2 separate regions of the Homo sapiens genome follow, and region 2 is linked to region 1. A link is an interaction called in ENCODE POLR2A ChIA-PET data of the cell type or tissue named here. Cell type or tissue: PC-3. All regions are shown on one strand. Each heading gives the region's core, and the rest is flanking DNA. Links, peaks and the distances in the headings are about the cores only. Region 1 overlaps C1GALT1 (core 1 synthase, glycoprotein-N-acetylgalactosamine 3-beta-galactosyltransferase 1). Region 2 holds the start of LOC107986764 (a long non-coding RNA gene).

Region 1 (5,491 bases), core at 204-5,203:
TGGAAATCAAACAACCAATGGGGCGAAGAATCAATCACAAGAGTAATTAGAAAATACTTAGAGACAAACGAAAAACACAACATAAGAAAATTTATGGGACACAGATAAAGCAGTGCTAAGGAAGACATTTATAGTTATTAACACACGAAACAAAAAGAAAGTTCTCAATTCAAGAACCTATTTTTACAACTTTAAAAACCAGAAAAAGAACAAACTAAACCCAAAGCTAGCAGAAGAAATAAAACAATAAAGAACAGAGATAAACAAAATGGGAAACAGGAAAGCAACATGGAAAAATCAATGAAACTAAAAGTTGGTTCTTCAAAAAGGAACAAAACTGATAAATCTCTAGCTAGACTAAGAAAAAAAGAAAAGACTCAAATTACTGAAATCAGAAATGAAAGTAGGGCATTGCTAATAGTTTCACAGAAATACAAAGGATGATAAGAGGATACTATAAACAACCGAATGTCAACAACTGCATAACCTAGATGAGGAAAAACTGTGAGAAACACAAAACTTACTGAAACAGAATAACAAACAGAAAATCTGAAAATCCTATATCAGTATGGAGATTGAATGAGTAATCAAAAACCTCCCAACAAAGAAAAGCCCTGGACATGATGGCTTCACTGGTGAATTCTGCTCAACATGTGAAAAAGAACTAAAACCAAGCCTTCTCAAACTTTTCCAAAAAAAAAAACAAAAAAACAAAAAAAAAAAAACAGAAGAGGAGGGAACACTTCCTGACTTATTCTGTGAGGCCAGCATTACCCTGATACCAAAGCCAGACAAAGACACACAAGAAAACCACAAACCAACAAAGGATAGTAGAAACCAAGAAGGGGAAGGGAGGCATAGGGAGAGATGTGTTAAAGGATGCAAAATTACAGCTAATGATAATAGTTGGAGAAATAAGTTATTGTATTCTATAGTACTGTAGGATGACTATAATTAACAATAATAATATAGTTTCAAACAGCTAGGAGGAGGATACTGAATGTTCCCAACACAAAGAAGTGTTTGAGATCATGGATATGCTAATTACCCTGATACATTATATGTACTGTAACATCACTATGTACTCCATAAATATGTACAATGACTGTGTCAATTAAAATTATTTTTAGAAATAGAAATGAGAGCAACCTAAAAAGAGAAAAAAAAAACTACAAACCAATATCCATTATTAACAGTGATGTAAAAATTCTCAACAAAATACTAGCAAACTGAATTCAGCAGCATATTAAAAGATTATATACATCATGACCAAGTGGGATTTATCCTGGAATGCAAGGATAGTTGTACATATGGAAATCAATCAAGGCAATACACCTCATTAACAGAATTAAGGAGGAAAAAAAAACCCTACATGGTCCTCTCAATTGATGCAGAAAAAGTATCTGACAAAATTCAATATGCTTTCATGATATAAACACTCACGAGAAACCCACAGTGAACATCAGACACATGGTAAAGGACTAAAAGCTTTTCCTTTAAGATCAAATGGTAAAGGACTCAAAGCTTTTCCTCTAAGATCTACAACAAGGCAAGAATTCCTGATTTCATCACTTCTATTCAACATAGTACTGGAAGTTCTACCCAGAGCAATTAGGAAAGAAAAAGAAACAAAAGACAACCAAACTGGAAAGAAAAAGTAAAATTATCTTCTTACAAATGATATGATCTTATATGCAGGGAACCCTAAAGATTCCAAAAAAAAAAAAAAACCTGTTAGAACTAATAAATTAATTTAGCAAAGAAGCAAATACAAAGTCAACACAAAAATGAGTTACATTTTTACGCACTAACTAGAACACTTCTTGAAGTAATAATTCCATTTACAACAGCAAAAAAAAGAAACCTTAGGAATTAACCAAGACAGTGAAAGATCTGTACGACAAAAACTACAAAACACTGCTTTAAGAAATTAAAGAATACATAAATAATTAGAAAGACATTACATGTTCATCAATTAGAAAACTTAATATTGTTAAGATGTCAATACTATCCAAAGTGACCTACAGATTCAATGCAGTTCCTACTGAAATCCCAACAATGCTTTCTGCAGAAAGAGAAAAATCCATTCTAAAATTCATATGGAATATTAAGGGACCCTGAATAGCCAAAACAGTTTTGAAAAAGAGGTACAAAGCTAGAAAACTCATACTTACTGATTTCAAGACTTACTACAAAGCTACGTTAATAAAAATAGTGCAGTACTGGCATGAAAACAGACATACAGAACAATGAAATAAAGAATTCAGAGGAAAAAAAGCATCTCACTTTATGGTCAAAGGATTTTTGGGAAGGGAGCCAAGACCATTCAATGGGAAAAGGACAGGTTTTTAACAAATGTTGCTGGGAAAACTGGATATCCACATGCAAAAGAATGAAGTTGGACTTTTACATAACACAATATATGAAAACTAACTCAAAATGGGAAAATAATGGCAGACAGGGCGCATAACTAACTTGGAGCTCCCACTCAGACACACCGAGTAGTGTGTGGAGACTCACACCGTGAACTTTTACTCGAAGAACTACTACCACGGGAACGTACCAGGAAAGCCGAGAGAATCCATAGACCTTTCAAAGGAAGCAGTTTACAGCTGCTGGTCCCCTGAGACAGCCAAAAAACTCTGAGTGCCCAATGTGTGAAAGGGAATGTCTGCCTCTGAACACACATCCTCACTGGGGATCCCAAAGGGCCAATTCACGAGAGAAGGATGTGACCTCACCTGGAGCTGAGATTAATTTAGAGAGCTGTGAGAAATATAGGGATAAAGGAAGAAGCAGAAGAGCCCTGTGGGCACTCTCTGTCACCAGGGAAGCCATTCCTGACTTTGTCTCACAGAGGCCCTTGGGGAGAGCTGCCAGTGGAATTGGGGAAAGACCCCAAGGAGAAGGAAACTTCCAGCTGAACTGTGTAACAGTTTCAAACAAACATGAAGTTTCCTGGACAGAATCGGGGGAGGAGGCAAACAGGCAGTGCAGAAAGCAGCAAAGAAACCACGGCAGGTAGGGAAGCGTGAAACCTGAAAGCCCTGCTTACTTCCTCGGGGGAGGGGGAGGGCATATAGCCTGGGGCAGCTTCTCAATACTGCTCAGCAGCTGCCTGGAAATTAACTCAGTGCTGCTGGAAGAGGCACCTTGGGAGTGGCACTGGCCTTTCGGGCTTTGTGGGAGCTGGGTGAGGCCTGTTACTGCCGGCTTTCCCCCGCTTCCCTGGTCACCAGTATGATCAAAAGGCAGCAGTAACTTCTGCAGACTTAAACATCCAGGTCTGACAGCTTTCATGAGAGCAGTGGTTTTCCCAGCACAGAGTTTGAGATCTGAGAACAGACAGACTGCCTCCTCAAGTGGGGCCCTGACCTCCCAGTAGCCTAACTGGGAGACACCTCCCAGTAGGGGCCGACTGGCACCTCATACAGCTGGGTGCCCCTCTGAGACGAAGCTTCCAGAGGAAAGATCGGGTAGCAACATCTCTGTTCTGCAACATTCGCTGTTCTGCAGCCTCCGCTGGTGATAACCAGGCTAACACGGTCTGGAGTGGACCTCCAGCAAACTCCAACAGACCTGCGGCTGAGGGTCCTGACTGTTAGAAGGAAAACCAACAAACAGAAAGGACATCCACACCAAAATCCCATTTTGTACGTCACCATCATCAAAGACCAAAGGTAGATAAAACCACAAAGATGGGGAGAAACCAGAGCAGAAAAGCTGAAAAATCTAAAAATCAGAGCGCCTCTTCTCCTCCAAAGGAACGCAGCTCCTCGCCAGCAACAGAACAAAGCTGGACGGAGAATGACTTTGACGAGTTGAGAGAAGAAGGCTTCAGACAATCGGTAATAACAAATTCTCCGAGCTAAAGGAGGATGCTCGAACCCATCGCAAAGAAGCTAAAAACCTTGAAAAAAGATTAGATGAATGGCTGCCTAGAATAAACAGCGTAGGGAAGTCCTTAAATGACTTGATGGAGCTGAAAACCATGGCACAAGAACTACGTGATGCATGCACAAGCTTCAGTAGCCGAATTGATCAGGTGGAAGAAAGAGTATCAGTGATTGAAGATCAAATGAATGAAATGAAGAGAGAAGAGAAGTTTAGAGAAAGAAGAGTAAAAAGAAACGAACAAAGCCTCCAAGAAATATGGGACCATGTGAAAAGACCAAATCTACGTCTTATTGGTGTACCTGAAAGTGACAGGGAGAATGGAACCAAGCTGGAAAACACTCTTCAGGATATAATCCAGGAGAACCCCCCCAATCTAGCGAGGCAGGCCAACATTCAAATTCTGGTAATACAGAGAATGCCACAAAGATACTCTTCGAGAAGAGCAACCCCAAGACACATAATTGTCAGACTGAAAGGTCAGGTTACTCACAAAGGGAAGCCAATCAGACTAACAGCAGATCTCTCTGCAGAAACTCTACAAGCCAGAAGAGAGTGAAAGCCAATATACAACATTCTTAAAGAAAAGAATTTCTAACCCAGAATTTCATATCCAGCCAAACTAAGCTTCATAAGTGAAGGAGAAATAAAATCCTTTACACACAAGCAAATGCTGAGAGATTTTGTCACCACCAGGCCTGCCTTACAAGAGCTCCTGAAGGCAGCACTAAACATGGAAAGGAACAACCCGTACCAGCCACTGCAAAAACATGACAAATTGTAAAGACCATCGCTGCTAGGAAGAAACTGCATCAACTAACGAGCAAAATAACCAGCTAACATCATAATGACAGGATCAAATACACACCTAACAGTATTAACTTTAAATGTAAATGGGCTAAATGCTCCAATTAAAAGACACAAACTGGCAAACTGGATAAAGAGTCAAGACCCATCAGTGTGCTGTATTCAGGAGACCCATCTCACGTGCAGAGACACACATAGGCTCAAAATAAAGGGATGGAGGAAGATCTAACAAGCAAATGGAAAACAAAAAAAAGCAAGGGCTGCAATCCTAGTCTCTGATAAAACAGACTTTAAACCAACAAAGATCAAAAGAGACAAAGAAGGCCATTACATAATGGTACAGGGATCAATTCAACAAAAAGAGCTAACTATTCTAAATATATATGCATCCAATACAAGAGCACCCAGATTCACAAAGCAAGTCCTTAGAGACCAACAAAGAGACTTCGACTCCCACACAATAATAATGGGAGACTTTAACACTCCACTGTCAACATTAGACAGATCAACGAGACAGAAAGTTGTAACAAGGATATCCAGGAATTGAACTCAGCTCTGCACCAAGCAGACCTAATAGACATCTACAGAACTCTCCATCCCAAATCAACAGAATATACATTCTTCTCAGCACCACATCACACTTATTCCAAAACTTACCACATAGTTGGAAGTAAAGCACTCCTCAGCAAATGTAAAAGAACAGAAATTATAACAAACTGTCTCTCAGACCACAGTGCGATCAAACTAGAACTCAGGATTAAGAAACTCACTCAAAACCGCTCACCTACAT
Region 2 (5,252 bases), core at 1-5,000, 67 kb before region 1:
CAGAAAAAGAGCCTTCCACATTTTTTATCTTGAGTATCCCCACTGATTCTTCCCTAAGATGGCTTCTGTGGATCTGGGGGGACAGGTGTGGTTTTTTTATGCATCTTCTGGGTGGTGGACCTAATCCACCTGGTTGGTACTCACCCAGCTGGCACCTGTGGCTGAATTCTGTGGCTGCTGCACAATGTAGAGTGTCCATGAAGTCCCTGCCTGCAGGCTGTGGATTGTCTTCATGCTCCCCTCTATTCTCCACACAAGACTTAGCATTCTTCACATTCTTCCGGACCTCTTCTTCGATGCTGATGGTTGGGAATCATTAACACAGTCCCTGAGAATAAATAGTTGTTTCTTTGCTCTTCATGTGGTTACAGCATGGGCTCATCTGGGATAGGGTAGGGGTGGGAGGACTTTGTGGCCACTCCGTCATCATCATCTCGTCTCTTCTTGACTGATTCAGTCCTGTCCCGGTTCCTCGGGGGCTACAGACACTTCTAATCCTGGGCCTGGTGACCCACTCTGTAATGCTCTCTACAGGGCACCCCACTGCCACTATAACAACCCCCACTGGGCTGCTCCGCACCAGAGACTCAGCAGCTGCAGGATCCTATATAAATACCACAGAGCCACGTGGGGCCACCACAATCTTCTCCTGGCCTACTGTACTGCCAAGTGACACAGCTTCTCTCTGGGTGGTGCAGAACAGCCTATGAGCCTGTCCCCGACCAGTCCCAAGGGAACTAGGACAAAAGCAGCCCTACCCATGCCTAATTCTGCATTCTCTTCAGTCCTCTAAGCTGGGCGGGACAGGGGTGGGGTAAGGTGGGTGGTGCTTGGAACACACATCATCTCTGTACTTGGCTTTCCTAGTTCTTTTCCATTCTGCTTCCTTCTTCCCACCATCCTTTGGGGAAAAAAAGGGTGGGTTGTCTATTTTGTGATGTCGTATCTTCTGCCATGTAGCAGCAGGTCTTGAAGCTTTGCTGTCATAGGGAGTAAAGGTTTCTTCTCTAGCCCACAGGAAAATTCTGTAAGCTAGATCCTCCAGGCTGGGACTATGGTATGTTAAAGAGGAGACAGAGTATTTGGGAAATCTCTCAAGGAAATAACCTGACTTGAAAGTCTTTTTTTTTTCCTGCATAATCTTATTTTTTTAGTGCCAGAATTGGAAAAATATAATATTTTTGCATTCTTTCTTTCTTCAATTACATGGGCACCCAAGACAACTAAGGGAAGGCTACCCTCTCAGAAGGATGAAAGAGAGAAGTGCTTCACTTAATTTTCATCACTTTATCTAGTTGCAAAATAAACATGTTGCTGTGGGAAGCCACCTCATTTCTATATGGAAATGGATGTGTCAGCTTACCAATTCCTTTAAAAAAAATCATGGAAGAGGCAAAGTTTTGGATCTTTTTCTTGGTGGAGTTTTTGTTACCATATAAAGAAGACAGAACATTATTTGTTTTTGCAGGCAAACTTCTTGCAGCAAGTGCACAATAGTGCATTATACAAATAGCTACTCATTTTTCTTTATTTTGTATTCTAGGCAGCAAAGCTTGATGTTTTACCAAGCATAGCAGGAGGTACCATCAGTAAGAACTGATCCACACACATGAAGTGTTAGCTAATGGTTCAAAAAGAAATCTTGGATGAGATTGAACACATTGATTCCTTTCATAGTTAACTGAAGCAGTTCACAAGAGAAGAATTCATCTACACTCTCTTCCTTAGATACTGCAAAAATAACAACAGCTGACTACAGCCATTATTATCACTTGGCTCATCAAGCTGAATACCTAAAGGGGAATAGGTTTTGCATTCTCTATAACTTGCTTCTAGATATCCTGGTTTCTCACTTAAATTTTAAAACAGATCTCATAATTAAATAACATGCTGAGGCTTGTTTGATACATCTCCTTTCAATGCAGTTAAAGAAAAAATTTCAGTGCCACCAGATTCACCCATCACAGGGGCTACTTTTCCTAGGCATATGAATTTTCCACTTGATCAGATGTTGGTATCCAGGGTTTTTCAAGTCACGCAAAGTCACATGTCCGCAATGCTCGGCTGTGATCAAATCCCTCCCTTGTATGTTCATGATAATAAGTATATCTTCTCACATTAAAAAATATTTAATGGGCCGGGTGAGGTGGCTCATGCCTGTAATCCCAGCACTTTGGGAGGCCAAGGCAGGTGGATCACGAGGCCAGGAGTTCGAGACCAGCCTGACCAACATGGTGAAACCGCATCTCTACTAAAAATAGAAAAATTAGCTGGGTGTGGTGGTATGTGCCTGTAATCCCAGCTACTCAGGAGGCTGAGGCAGTAGAATCGCTTGCACCCGGGAGGCAGAGGTTGCAGTGAGCAAAGATCGCGCCACTGTACTCCAGCCTGGGTGACAGAGCGAGACTCCGTCTGAAAAAAAAAAAAAAAAAAAAAAAAAAAAAAAATTTAATATCAGAGTTTCAATGTTTGAAGTAACAAGGTACACAGTTCATTCACACGGCAGTCAGCGCGTTCCATCCCTACTTGCCAATGTAAGAGTGAAGCTGGAAACACCACAGGAGTTACTGGGGAATAAGAGGCTGTCAGTCCCCACAGTGTAAGGAGCCTTCTGGGATCTTGCAGTTGCCATTGGTTGAACACCCCCTCATATGTTCAAAGCCTTGTGCTGCAGGCTATGGACAGCCCTGCGTGAAGCACACAGCTGGGTTTCCCCATCAAGGAGCAAAGAAGCCCCCAGTTCTCTGAGACTCACCATCTATATAGTGTGAGGAATAAACAAAACTTGTGGTTGGGAAATAGAATAATGTTATATTTTCCCATAAATTCTTCCAAAAGTGAATTGCCACTTGCAACTCAGCAGGAAAAATGTCAGTATTAGTGTTGGGCAAGGGACTAATCCAGATTCAATAAAAAGTCTTCATTATAAGACATTTCCTCTCAGGTGAATAACTAGTCCTTTTCATGTTGGAACAGTTACAGAAACTGAATTTTTTTAGTTTATAAAAATTTTGCCTTAAGGTAAGCAACACCTGTTTAGTGAATCTTGAAAAAATAGTCTTTTATTTATTTATATATTTAATGAAATGCCAATTCTTTTTGCAAAGCAAACTGGGATATGAAGATAAAAGGGTAAAAAAAAAAGTTCTTTGATGCATTGTCATAGTGAATGCATATTGAATCTCTCTATATTAGTGACTGTGCAGTATATAATATGCAATATCAGTTACACATCTCCATCTGAAGGAAATTAAATCCTAATTATACAAGAGGAACCCACAAAGTTCACTTTTTCCTTTTAAATGGCAGAATGTTGTTCACTGAGAGGAAATAGTTACTTCTCTGTTCCATGTAATTTTCATAGAACAGATGTGTCTGAGGCTGGTTTTTAAAGAGTGTAGCAGGCATTGTTGGGAATAAATCTGGGGAAAAGTGCACAGGACTAAATTTGGAGAGAGCTGCTTAGCCCTGTGACCTTTACAAAACTATGTCACTGTTCTGTGTTTTGTCTGAGAAAATGAGCTAGCGATAATATCCCAGGTGCCTCACAAGACACACATTCCTAAAGGTAAGGGGTCTTCTGGGTCTTCTGGGATCTTGTAGTTGACATTGGTTGAATACTACCTATGTTCAAAGCATTGTGCTGCAGGCTATGGGTAAGCCAATGAACAAAAGGGACCCAGCTACTGTCCTTAGGGAGCCCACACACAACTTTCTATGCATGGAATCACTTCCAAAATGAGAACTATCAGAGATGACTCAGGGTTATGGTAAAGGTAAAAGACACACTAAATGGAAAATCTGGAAGCTTCTTTAGACAAACAGATTGTGTCTCTATATATATCTAGATTATTAAAGTGTGCTCTGATACAGAGTTAACATATTTCTGAAAAGTTGTGTAAACTGATTGTGGTGAGCATTTTCAGAAACCCCCGAGCTCCCATCCCATCCTTTGTCCTTTGGAATTAATGTGAAAAATGAGCACTATCTTGGCTTTCCTTTCTCTTCTCCCATTTCTCCCCATATACCTATTATTTCTGATTTATTTGTATAATAAATACGGGCTTTAAAGATTGGGTTTTTTTTTTTTTCTTAACAAAAAGCTTGTAGACATGTTTTCTTCAAGTTATTTTCTTAGTTATTATTTTCTGCTATGTCTAATACCAATATTGCCGCAGGGAGTGTGTAAAAAGGGAGGAATGCAGATGTTTTTCTATTTGTTTTTACTATCATAGAGTGGAAAAAACATGGACCAGTTAGAAGCAGCTTCATCACTATCTGTGTAGGTGACCCTAGAATGTGGGTGACTTAGACTTCAGTGCACAAAGAATTGGATGGTTGTTAATGCAAATAACCCAGTCCTCAACACCAGAAATTCTTTCTTGCGTTTAAAAGTAGTCCTGTACACAGTTAGAAATGCTTTCAGCTACAAGTAGTAAAACAGTAAATAATAATATTTCACATAATAAATCTCTTAATAATGGTTCTAGGGTTGATGCACCTCAACAATGTCATCAGTGTCCCTGGTTCTTTCTTTTTGTCCTACCTTCTCAACATGTTAGCATTTCATCCAGTCATCTCAACTTATGGCCACAGATAACTGCTGCTCCCGGTGACACAGTCTCTCACATGCTCAAGGAATGGCACCAGACAGCTCTCCTGTGTACTTTTATCTTTTTTCAGAAGCAAAAGCTTTCCCAAGAACTCCCCACTCCTGGTGGAGTCTCCTTATATGTTTCTGGCTGATTCTAGCTGCAGAGAGATGGGAAATGTATTAGGGTTCTCCAGAGAAACCAGTAGGATGGAGATATATATAAAGAAAATAAGATTTAATATGATAAATTAGTCATGCAGTTATGAAGGCTAAGAAGTAAGTCCCACAATCTGCCATCTGCAAGCTGGAGACCCAAGAAAGCAGGTGGTGGTGTTATAAGAAAGGGGTCCTGATCCAGACCCCAAGAGAGTGTTCTTGGATCTCCCACAAGAAAGAATTTGGGGCAAGTCCATAGAGTAAAGTGAAAGCAAGTAAGTTATTAAGAAAGTAAAGAAATAAAGAATGGCTACTCCATAAGCAGAGCAGCAGCATGGGCTGCTCTGCTGCTTATACTTATTGTGGCTTCTTGATTATATGCTAAACAAGGGATGGATTATTCATGAGTTTTCTGGGAAAGGGGTGGGCAATTCCCAGAACTGACGGTTTCTCCCCTTTTTAGACCATATAGGGTGAATTCCTGACATTGCCATGGCATCTA

Evidence for each region. Peaks named below come from ENCODE experiments on the same cell type or tissue, not always from the same donor. Only the 100,000 strongest peaks of a DNase experiment are listed, where the experiment ranks them.
Region 2: POLR2A ChIA-PET joins it to region 1 with 6 read pairs; 2 of 35 experiments call an interaction of 5 or more read pairs at or near these places.

What each region holds. Positions count from the first base shown.
Region 1 is chr7:7,199,332-7,204,822 of GRCh38, reverse strand. All of the region lies in intron 1 of C1GALT1 (core 1 synthase, glycoprotein-N-acetylgalactosamine 3-beta-galactosyltransferase 1), which reads right to left. Among named protein-coding and RNA genes, the nearest start is that of C1GALT1, 20 kb to the right of the region's middle. RefSeq lists enhancers at 2,681-2,810, 2,961-3,479. In PC-3, for the core only: no CTCF peak of the experiment used is centred there; a DNase peak (open chromatin) is centred at 3,082; H3K4me3 peaks cover 1,097 bases; H3K27ac peaks cover 1,289 bases.
Region 2 is chr7:7,266,737-7,271,988 of GRCh38, reverse strand. LINC03016 (long intergenic non-protein coding RNA 3016) reads right to left here. Exons shown (of 4, transcript NR_108073.1): 3 at 4,547-4,752. It overlaps LOC107986764 (a long non-coding RNA gene), which reads right to left and starts at 585. Exons shown (of 3, transcript XR_002956539.2): 1 at 145-585. In PC-3, for the core only: no CTCF peak of the experiment used is centred there; no DNase peak of the experiment used is centred there.